2 separate regions of the Homo sapiens genome follow, and region 2 is linked to region 1. Evidence: read pairs that join two places in POLR2A ChIA-PET (ENCODE). Cell type or tissue: endothelial cell of umbilical vein. All regions are shown on one strand.

Region 1 (5,000 bases):
AATCAGAAAGTTAGGGAAACTACAAATGGAAAAGATACAACATGTCAACCAGTATAACATCGTACAAACAAAATTCCTTCTTAAAATTTACTTATACTTTATTTTATTATACCTGACATCACCACAGTAGCATCATTATTCTTTAATCACAGAGTAAGAATATTTGCCTTGCTTAATGTTTAATATAATATTCAGTTTTATGTTTTCTTCCTTCCCAGAGTTGGAGGAAAAAATGAAGAGAAATATTTTGGCTGCATAATTCTCCTCCCATCCCTGCCTATGCCAAGTCTTTTCTTTTTAGTTCTGAACTATTAACTCTTAGTGCAGAGAGCATTACTAAGCTAAAAGGGACTTTCCTCAACAAGGAAGAAAAAGGAACAAAATATTTTGTCATTCACTGGAAAGGGGATAAAGGAAAGTTACCCAAACTGTGTTCTTCTCTCCTTAAAGATGGCCAGCACCATGATCCTCCTTATTATCCTTTACCTCCCTACAAACTTTCTTGTCAATGACTGTCACTTCTCAATGATTTAGCAAATACACAAGCAGCTCATAGTATATAAACAAGCAGTATAGTATATGAACAAGCAGTTCACAGTATATAGTCTATTGTTCTAAGAGCAGGATTTACAAAATTAAAATTCTGTAATCTCAATCCTACAGTTGTTGCGGACACAAATGAGAAACAGGTACTATGTAAAAAGCATTTTGAAGAACAATGCACACGGTGCAATGGACATATGAAAAGGCTGGGTGTGGTGGCTGTAATCCCAGCAGATTGGGAGGCCAAGGCGGGTGGATCACCTGAGGTCAGGAGTTCGAGACCAGCCTGGCCAACATGGTAAAAACCCATCTCTACTAAAAATACAAAATTTGCTGGACGTGGAGGTGTGCGCCTGTAATCCCAGCTACTCTGAAGGCTGAGGGAGGAGAATCGCTTAGAACCTGGGTGGCAGAGGTTGCAGTGAGCCGATATTGTGCCACTGAACTCCAGCCTAGGAGACAGAGCAAGACTCTGTCTCCAAAAAAAAAAAAAAGAAGAAGAATAAGAAGAAGAAAAAACATTAATTCTCTGAGAGTATAAAAAGGATGCAGTAAAAGAGGACTTGAGGTTTGGCATGAGTTATGACTTGAAAAAAATGACTAGAAGGAACTCGTCAGTGGAGCTGCCAAACCAATGAACGCAGTATGCAAAAACTAGATGGTGTGAGTGAGTGTGGCATGTTTGGCAAGCAGTGCTAAGCCATAAAATGAATACCATAAGATCTTTGATTCATATTCAGAAAAAATTAATCTGGAACTATGGAGAGCTAAAGTAATAAATGCAACCTCAATAAAGTTTACATTTCTAAAAGTTTATTCATCTTATTGTTTCAGATCTTCAGCAAAGATAGAATCTAAAATATTTAATTAACTCTAGATGATTGGTGACCATATCTAATATGAAAAACAAAGGCAAGAGAAGCACTTCTGAAATGGTGCTTCTGAAATGGTGCTTCTGAAATGGTGCTCTAAATGGTGCTTCTGAAATGGAGCACTTCTGAAATGGTGTTCTAAAAATTCTTTATTTCATAAAACAAATTACAACAAAGACAATCAAAATAAACTTTTACAGAATTCTGGAAATTAACCAAAGGCTTACAACAATACCACTAGGGGAACTTATTTAAGGAAAATGGCTGAATCTCATTAAGAACAAAGAACTCTGACATTTTAGCCTATCGTCATCCCTCTTTCTCCAACTCTGTGGTAGCCTTAAAAACCAATACCCTTGTAACCATGGTACCTGTGAAAACCAGCAGTCTACCAGCCAATGTAGATAACAGAAATGGTTGGAAGCACCCCAAATAACCTGTACCACTAAAAATTGCCACTATTTGACTAGTCTGGCAGCCTCCTAGAAGAGCTTTGATCTTAGGGCTTGTGTTTACTCGAGATGACTAAAAGATTGCTATGTGTGAACAGTTTTATTGCCAAGTTGTCTGTTGGAAACAATCGGTGACAAATGTTTAATATTGTATTGGCCTGAGCTTGTCATACCAGTTGGGTTACCAAAGGCTGATGAAAATACTTAGAAGAAATTTGGAATGAAATGTCCATGGGGGCTTTGAAAGTTCCAACATATTCCTGGGAATCTAGAAGGCCATGTCCATGTGCAGGGCTACGTGCATGCCCAGAAAAGACCTTAGAGGCCTTATCCTCTCACTTCTTATTTTGAGGCTTTACAAATCAGGAAATAAAGACTTAGGCAGAGTTATAAAATGCCTGTCAAGACATTAAGAGCATGTCCCAACACACACACACACACACACACACACCCTTGGCAAAGGCTGAGAGATTCATTTGTTTCATGCATTTAATGAAATCCCTGTCCAACCATGAGCTGACTAGTGCACTAACTTAGCAGAGACTTCAGTGGCCACATATGACAAAGAATACAGGCTTTACAGAATTAGTTCAGGAAAGCCAATAAATAAATAGCAACAAAAACAAACCAGGGACAGGGGTAGGAGTTGGTTTTAAGAGAGCTCACATTATATTATCTACGATACTCAATTAATAACATAAAAGAAAATGAGACATGCAACAAAGCAGGAAATTATTGTCTTCACATAGGAAAAAAAAAAAGCAGCCTATAGAAAGTGTCCCTGAGGAAACCATAAACATGAGACTTACTAGGCAAGAACTTTAAAGAAGCTGTTATAAATATACTAAACAACTAAAAAATCTGTGTCTAAAGAACTAAAAGAAAATGTGAAAATGATAACTCATCAAAAAGAATATCAACAAAGCGTTAGAATTTAGTTTTAAAAATTAAGAAAAATTATGCAATTGAACAGTACGACAAATGCACTGAAAAATTCACTAGAGCCCAAAAGAAAATTTAAATTTACAGAAGAAAGAATCAAAAAGCTTGGAGAATGTCAGTTGAGATTATCCAGTGTGAGGAACAGACAGAAAAAAAGGAGGAAAATGAACAGAGCCTCAGCATCCTGTGGGACACCATCAAGCAAAGGAATGTACTCATTGTATTCATTTTCTGTTGCTGCTATGATAAATTATGTCAAATTTAGTGACTTCAAACCACACAAATTTATTATTTTACAGTTGTAGGGGTCAGAAGTCTCACTGGGCTATAGCCAAGGAGTCTATTGGACGGTATTCCTCATGCAGACTTTAGGGTAGAATCTGTTTTTTGTCTTTTCCAGATTTTAGAGGCTGCCTGAAATCTCTGGCTAGTGGGTAAACATCAGCTTGACCTCGGCTTCTGTCATAACATCTCTGACTCTGACCCTTCTGTTTCCCTTTTACACTTTCAAAGACTCTTGTGGTTATATGGTGCTCACATAAATAATTCAGAATAGCCACCACATTTTAAGACTCTTAACTTAATCTTATTTGTAAAGCACCTTTTGCCATGTTAATTAACATATACACACCCTCTGGGTATTACAACATGAAAGTTTTTTGAGGAGTCATTATTCTGTCTACTTCATACATAATGTTCCTAAAAGAGTGCAGAGAGAGTAAAGGGCAGAAAGGATATTTGAAAAAATTGTGGTTGTATGCGTCCCAAGTTCAAAGAAAAATGTTAATATGCAATTAAATAATCTTATTAAACTTGAAGTAATATGTATATGTAGACACATGGTAGTCAAAAGAGAGACTTTCAAAAGCTGCAAAAGAAAAGTGACTCATGATGTACAAGAAAACCTCAGTAAGTTTAATGGCTGGCATTTTATCAGAAACCATGAAGACTAAAAGGCAATGAAATGACTTCTTCAAGGTGCTGAAAGAAAAAAACACTGTTAAACAAGATTTATTTATATACCAAAAGCATCCTTCAAAAACAAAGAAAAAATTAACACATTCTCAAATACCAAAATGAGGAGACTTCATCATTAGTAGACTTGCCCTACAAGAAATACTAAAGAGAGTTTGTGAGGCTGAAATAAAAGGACGCTAGACAATGAAGTGCTTCAACATGAATAAACTAAAGCACTGGCAAAGGTGACTACATAGATTAAATAAAAGTGACAGTGTACGCTTTTTTTATTTGTAAATCTTTTCTTCTATTGGATTTAAAAGATAAGGGCATAAATTAATAATTATAAAACTGTGTTGATAAGGTTATAATGTATAAAGACGTAATTTTTAAGACAATTGTAGCACAAAGGCAGGGGAAAACATACAGCTATATGAGAGCAAAGCTTTTATATAATATTAAAATTAAATTAATATTAATCTGAATTATATAATTTAAGATGTTAATGTTTATCTTTAGGGCAGTCACTCAGGGAATAAGTCCAAAAATAACAATAAAATAAGATTTTTAAAATTATATATTAGAAAATATCTCATTAACAAAAAAGAAAGCAGTTATAGAGAAACAGAGGAACAAAAACAAAAACACAAAAAACTACATAAGACATACAGAAAACAAATAACAAAATGATAGATTTAAATTTAATTCATCACTGATTATATTAAATATAGACTAAGCTCTCCAACAGAAAAATAGAAATTTATAGAATGGATTTTTAAAAAATATTTTCTACAAAAGACACATCGTATATTCAAAGATCAAAAATAGGTTGAAAGTAAAGTGATCAAAAAAATACCACATAAACAGTTAACACAAAAGAGCTCAAAGAATTATTTTAAAATCAGACAAAATATTATTTAAGAAAAAAAGTTACTAAAGACATACCAAAGTACTGTATACCGATGAAAGAGTCAATTCATCAGGATAAAACAATTACAAACATATTTCCATTTAAGAAAAAGATCCCAAGTATATGAAACAAAAACTCACAAAATGAAAGGAAAACAATTTGACAATAATACATAGATACTGCGATACCACTTTTAAAAAGGGATAGATTAGTAGGCAGAGCACCCAAAAATAAAAAAAAAGACTTGAACAAGACTATAAACCAACCAGACATAACAGACATCTATTAAATATTCAGATCAGTAACGTCAGAATACACATTTTC
Region 2 (5,000 bases), 140 kb after region 1:
ATCAATAACTTGAAAGAAGCAATCAACTTGGGAAAAGATGCATATACATGCCTACTCCTACTGCTTGCAAGGGCTGGAAAAGGAGTATAAATGGAAATCAACATATGACAGTCTAATATTTAAAAGTTCTAACTTGAGCTGGCAAACTCTTATGTAACAGGTTTTATCCTCTTACCTTAATATATCTATCTGCAGAGTGATCTAGGAGGGCAAACTCACAGTTCACACCCGAGTGTAGATGTGTGAGGAGGCCAAGCCAAAGCCTTCTGACCTCCAGATTCCCAGTCTGGCTCCTCTCCACCCACCAGAAGGTTACCCAGTGCACACCCTTGTGGACTGTCCAGATAAGGCATCTGAGCTTTGTTCCTATTTCCATACGCAGCTTCCCCTGAGCCATCCTTGGGTCTAGTGAGGAACATGTCAGTGTGATCATCTGGAGGGTGAGCCAAAAGGTGGACTTTGGTGGGCGTGTTGTTTCAGCCCCACCCAAATCCTTGCTCTTTGGAAGAAATGTGGCCAGAGGCACAGACTCCTTTAAGTAAATCTGAGCATAGTAGAGTGGGCACACCCATTTTATTCGCTACTGAAGTTTCATTTCACTACTTGCCTTAGAGACATGAATTTTGTACGGGGCCACCATGGTTGCAATAGTGGCAGATCCTGAACGAACCTCTTATTTCCTCAGCCACCTTGTGTTCCCCCAGCACTTGGCTGAGATGAATGTGATATTTTCACAAGGAAACAAAAAAGGAACAACAAAACTAACAAACAGATTGCAAAAGCATAGAAATGGATGTTGATCTATCTCAGATAATGTTTTATGGCTAACGTGTAGAAATATATTAGTGAAACAGTCAAAACCTAAATAACAAGAGGAAAAGAACACATACTCCCACAAGCAGGCACACACACACACCCCTACCAAAATTATATACAGTTGAATTAGAAATGCTTCAGAAAACATTTATTCATAATGGTTAAATTTATAAAACACTATATCCAGTAGTCACTGCTCTAAGGGCTCTACATGAGTTATTTAATGCTTACATGTCATTTTCTTTTCTTTTTTTTTTCTTTTTTTGAGACAGAGTCTTGCTCTGTTACCCAGGCTGGAGTACAGTGGCGCTATCTCGGCTCACTGTAACCTCCACCTCCCAGGTTCAAGTGATTCTCGTGTCTCAGCCTCCCAAGTAGCTGGGATTGCAGGCATGCACCACCACACCTGGCTAGCTTTTTTTTTTTTTTTTTTTTTTTTTTTTGTATTTTTAGTAGAGATGGGGTTTCACCATACTGGCCAGGCTGGTCTCGAACTCCTGACCTCAGGTGATCCACCCGCCTTGGCCTCCCAAAGTGCTGTAATCCTCCAAAGGGATTACAGGAGTGAGCCACTGCGCCGGCCATTTTCATCTCCATTTTAGAGATGTGGAAACTGAGGATCAGAGAGATTAGGGTAAAAAGATTGTTACATTTACTTGCTAGGGAGTGGCATAGGCAACATTCAAATCCAGACAGTCTGGCAGTGGAGTCCACAGGCCTGGCCAGGAGGCTATGCTGGGTAGGTCTACTATGTGTTAGGCATTTTATGAGGTGTTTTATATAGATTAGCTAATTCAAACTGTGACATAGGTATAATTATCTCTGCTTGACAGATGAGAAAACAGAGGTTAACTAATTTGCCAAAATTATAAAACTAGTAAATGGCTAAGCTGGATTTTACTAACTTGCCAAAGTTATATAACTAATAAGTGGCTGAGCTCGGTTTTAAAACTTGATTAAATTATGTTCAGGACACATTGCCTATGAAGGCAACATGTAATATTTTAAAGAATTAAAAATAATTTTCTTTTCATTTTTGATTTACACATCAAGGAATAGGATTCAAGTATCTGAGCTTTTTTTTTTTTTTTTTTCCCATGGTGCTCCTTGTCCTTTAACAATGCCTGATAAATGAGTCATTACCATACCTCACTACACACAGGGGAGATGTGATTTAATTTCCAGTCTATAGCCAACACCAAACCTGGGGTTTTGAAGGGTGCATTACAACTGGCTTTAAATGTACTTGATTTTTCTCCAGGAGAAAAAAAATCTTCTTAGACATAGAAAGAAATATATCCATTAAGTATCAAACACTATTTCATTTCTATGTAAATCTATGGATAAGATAACTTAGTGATTTCATATTTCCCTGTGAATGCAATAAAATCTGATGGAAACCAAAGAAAAAATATCTACACCAAATCTTTCAATATGCATTCCTCAGTACATTCCAGAGCTTGGAGCACATGCAGGAAAGTATGGAAAAAATGACTGCCTGTGTTCTTCTACTTAGATTTAATTTTCCTTTTGAGCCTTTAGTGTGAGCATAGGTGTGGTGTTTTATTGTACATTTGTCACATGTTTCCAAGTTGCCACTGAATTAAGCATGTGCTTCTTGAATATAAGAGGAATTGAAACAGAAAAATTTCTTAAAGGAACCATTGCACTCTCTGTTCCTAAATAGAGAAATATCTGCACATTTAAGCATAAAATGGAGAGACTTTTATGCTTGCAACCATACTCACAATGCCCTACTTTTATAATAGTGGGTCTTACTCGAAGAAACATTCATTAACTAATTATTGTGGTTAAATTATGCTTCAGGGTCTTCACAAAAAAAAATCCACTTTTCACAGATCTTGAAATCCTGGAAGTTCTAAAAAGAAAGTAGTTCCACAAATGGGAATTGCCAGTAGCATTTAAGGGCTGGTGATTAGAAAAAGAAAAGCAAATACAATCATAGGTAACTCCATGACTCTTTTAAAATAGAAAAGTCTCTCTGGCAGGGCGCAGTGGCTCTCGCCTGTAATCCCAGAACTTTGAGAGGCCGAGGCGGGCGGATCACCAGAGGTCAGCACTTCAAGACTAGCCTGACCAACATGGCGAAACCCCGTGTCTACTAAAAATACAAAAAAATTAGCCGGACGTGGTGGCGCATGCCTGTAATTCCAGCTGTTTGGGAGGCTGAGAGAGGAGAATCGCTTGAACCACGGAGGCGGAGGTTGCAGTGAGCCGAAATTGTGCCACTGCACTCCAGCCTGGGCAACAAGAGCAAAACTCTGTTTCAAAAAAAAAAAAAAAAAAAGAAGAAGAAGAAGAAGAAATATTAAAATAGAAATGTCTGTAACATCTCTCCAATTGAGAATGCAGTATCAGTATGGGTCTACGTTTACTAAGCATGCCAACATTGTTGCTGTTCTGTGTGACTATTAATGGATGTGTTTCTCTCAACCGTATTATAAATGTCAATGTATATCGTCACAAGATTTATCTGTGCTGTTTGGTTAGCTTTTGGAACTTGACTTTCCAAGATTGCTTCAGCAATGAATGGGAGGCACATGGTGAGAATGGACCCCACACAGCTTTTGGTACCAAAGCCTGGGCACAGCCCACACATAGCAGGAAGCTACTCTCACATATTTGGCAGTCCTGCTGGGGCATGGAGCCATGGGCAACCTGGCTGCCCCAAGTCCTTCCCTAAATGAGAGGGTCTCCTTGGAAGTATGCAAGCCAACATCTCCAGTGGCAAAGCTTAGAAATAAATTCTTGGAGCAAAAGGAGATGAGAAGGAAAACAAACACATTGCAGTCTCTTAGCCGGCATCAACAGTGGGTGAAGAAATCCTTTAACTTGGTAGTTTGGAAACAGGGGCATTCAAGGTGAAGAATATTTTTCTATTGTTCAGTGATTGAATTCTGTCCTGCTTTGATTTGTGATTTATAGTGTACTGTGTTTTTTATTGCTGTTGTTTGTGGCTTTTTTTCTTTAAGAAACAAAACCACATCCAATAGGAAATGACAATAGACGATTACCTTCCAGATTTTAATAAAGTTATGCAGAGGGTATTTCTAATGAACTTTAAAACATTTTATGGAAGGACATACAATATCTTAAGAATCTGCTATGTGCTAGACAGTAGGTTAAGTGTTTAACAAATTATTTCATTTGGTTCTCATAATTAAACTGATAAAATATTTATTTTTATCTCTGTCTTGTTGATGTAGAATTTAAGGTACAATGAAGTAAACTGACAAGCTCATAGTCATCCAGCCACAAATGTGATTTTAGGAACTCAAACTTCAGCTCTACCTTTGTTTGACAAAGAAATCCATTCTGTGTTACCACACTATAAAGCAAATTGCATACATTTTCTCCTCATTTTTAATTACTAATTTTGTCACATAAGAATATCTTATACAAAATATGAATTTAGGTATTTTCCAGAAATCTCCATTGTCAATTGTATAATTTTATTTTAACAGGATTTCTTAGAGATATGTTTTCAACCTATCTGGTTACATGATTCAAATTGAACATTATTACACAGAATCAAAAAATAATTAAATTACAAGACTACCTAGGGAATGTCCTGTTCTGCAATGTCCATGGTCATCACTAGCCACATGTGGCCATTTAAATTTAAATGAATTAAAACTGACTTCTGGTTTCTGGTTCCACATGTAAGAAGCTTGGAAATTGCCACCCCATTCTAACAACACGTAAAAAGCTATACAATCAGAAAAATCAGTAACTCTTCTTGAATCCAAAAGAGAGAGGCAGGACACACAACAAACTGCTGCCCCAAGATTGGAAAGACAGTTGGAATACCAGCAGTCACAGCTTAGCACAACTGCCTCACAAGCAGAAACCTCCAAGGCAACCCAGGCTGGAGTAAGAAACCTAACTGTAATGAACAAATTGCTGAAGGCTTAGTGTGGAAAACTCCGAGAGCTAAAAACTCCAGGGGAACGCAGTGATTTGGGGGCCCTCACAATTTTGTAAGATTTACGTCCAGGAGATTGACCAGGTTCTCACAATAAATATCAGAGAAAAATCCCTTCATGGTTTCCATAGGAAGAGGAAAATAAACCATTCTGAAATTTGCCAAAGCATCCTGTCCTTAATAAGGCCTGCCCTCAGAAGAAACTAGTTAACCACAGCCTAACATGCTGGGTTTTTAT

What was found. Peaks named below come from ENCODE experiments on the same cell type or tissue, not always from the same donor. Only the 100,000 strongest peaks of a DNase experiment are listed, where the experiment ranks them.
Region 2: POLR2A ChIA-PET joins it to region 1 with 5 read pairs; 2 of 35 experiments call an interaction of 5 or more read pairs at or near these places.

Annotation. Positions count from the first base shown.
Region 1 is chr7:15,754,087-15,759,086 of GRCh38, forward strand. All of the region lies in intron 2 of LOC105375167 (a long non-coding RNA gene), which reads right to left. Among named protein-coding and RNA genes, the nearest start is that of LINC02587, 68 kb to the left of the region's middle. In endothelial cell of umbilical vein, no CTCF peak of the experiment used is centred here; no DNase peak of the experiment used is centred here.
Region 2 is chr7:15,889,373-15,894,372 of GRCh38, forward strand. No RefSeq gene overlaps it. Among named protein-coding and RNA genes, the nearest start is that of LINC02587, 200 kb to the left of the region's middle. In endothelial cell of umbilical vein, a CTCF peak has its summit at 336; a DNase peak (open chromatin) is centred at 2,069.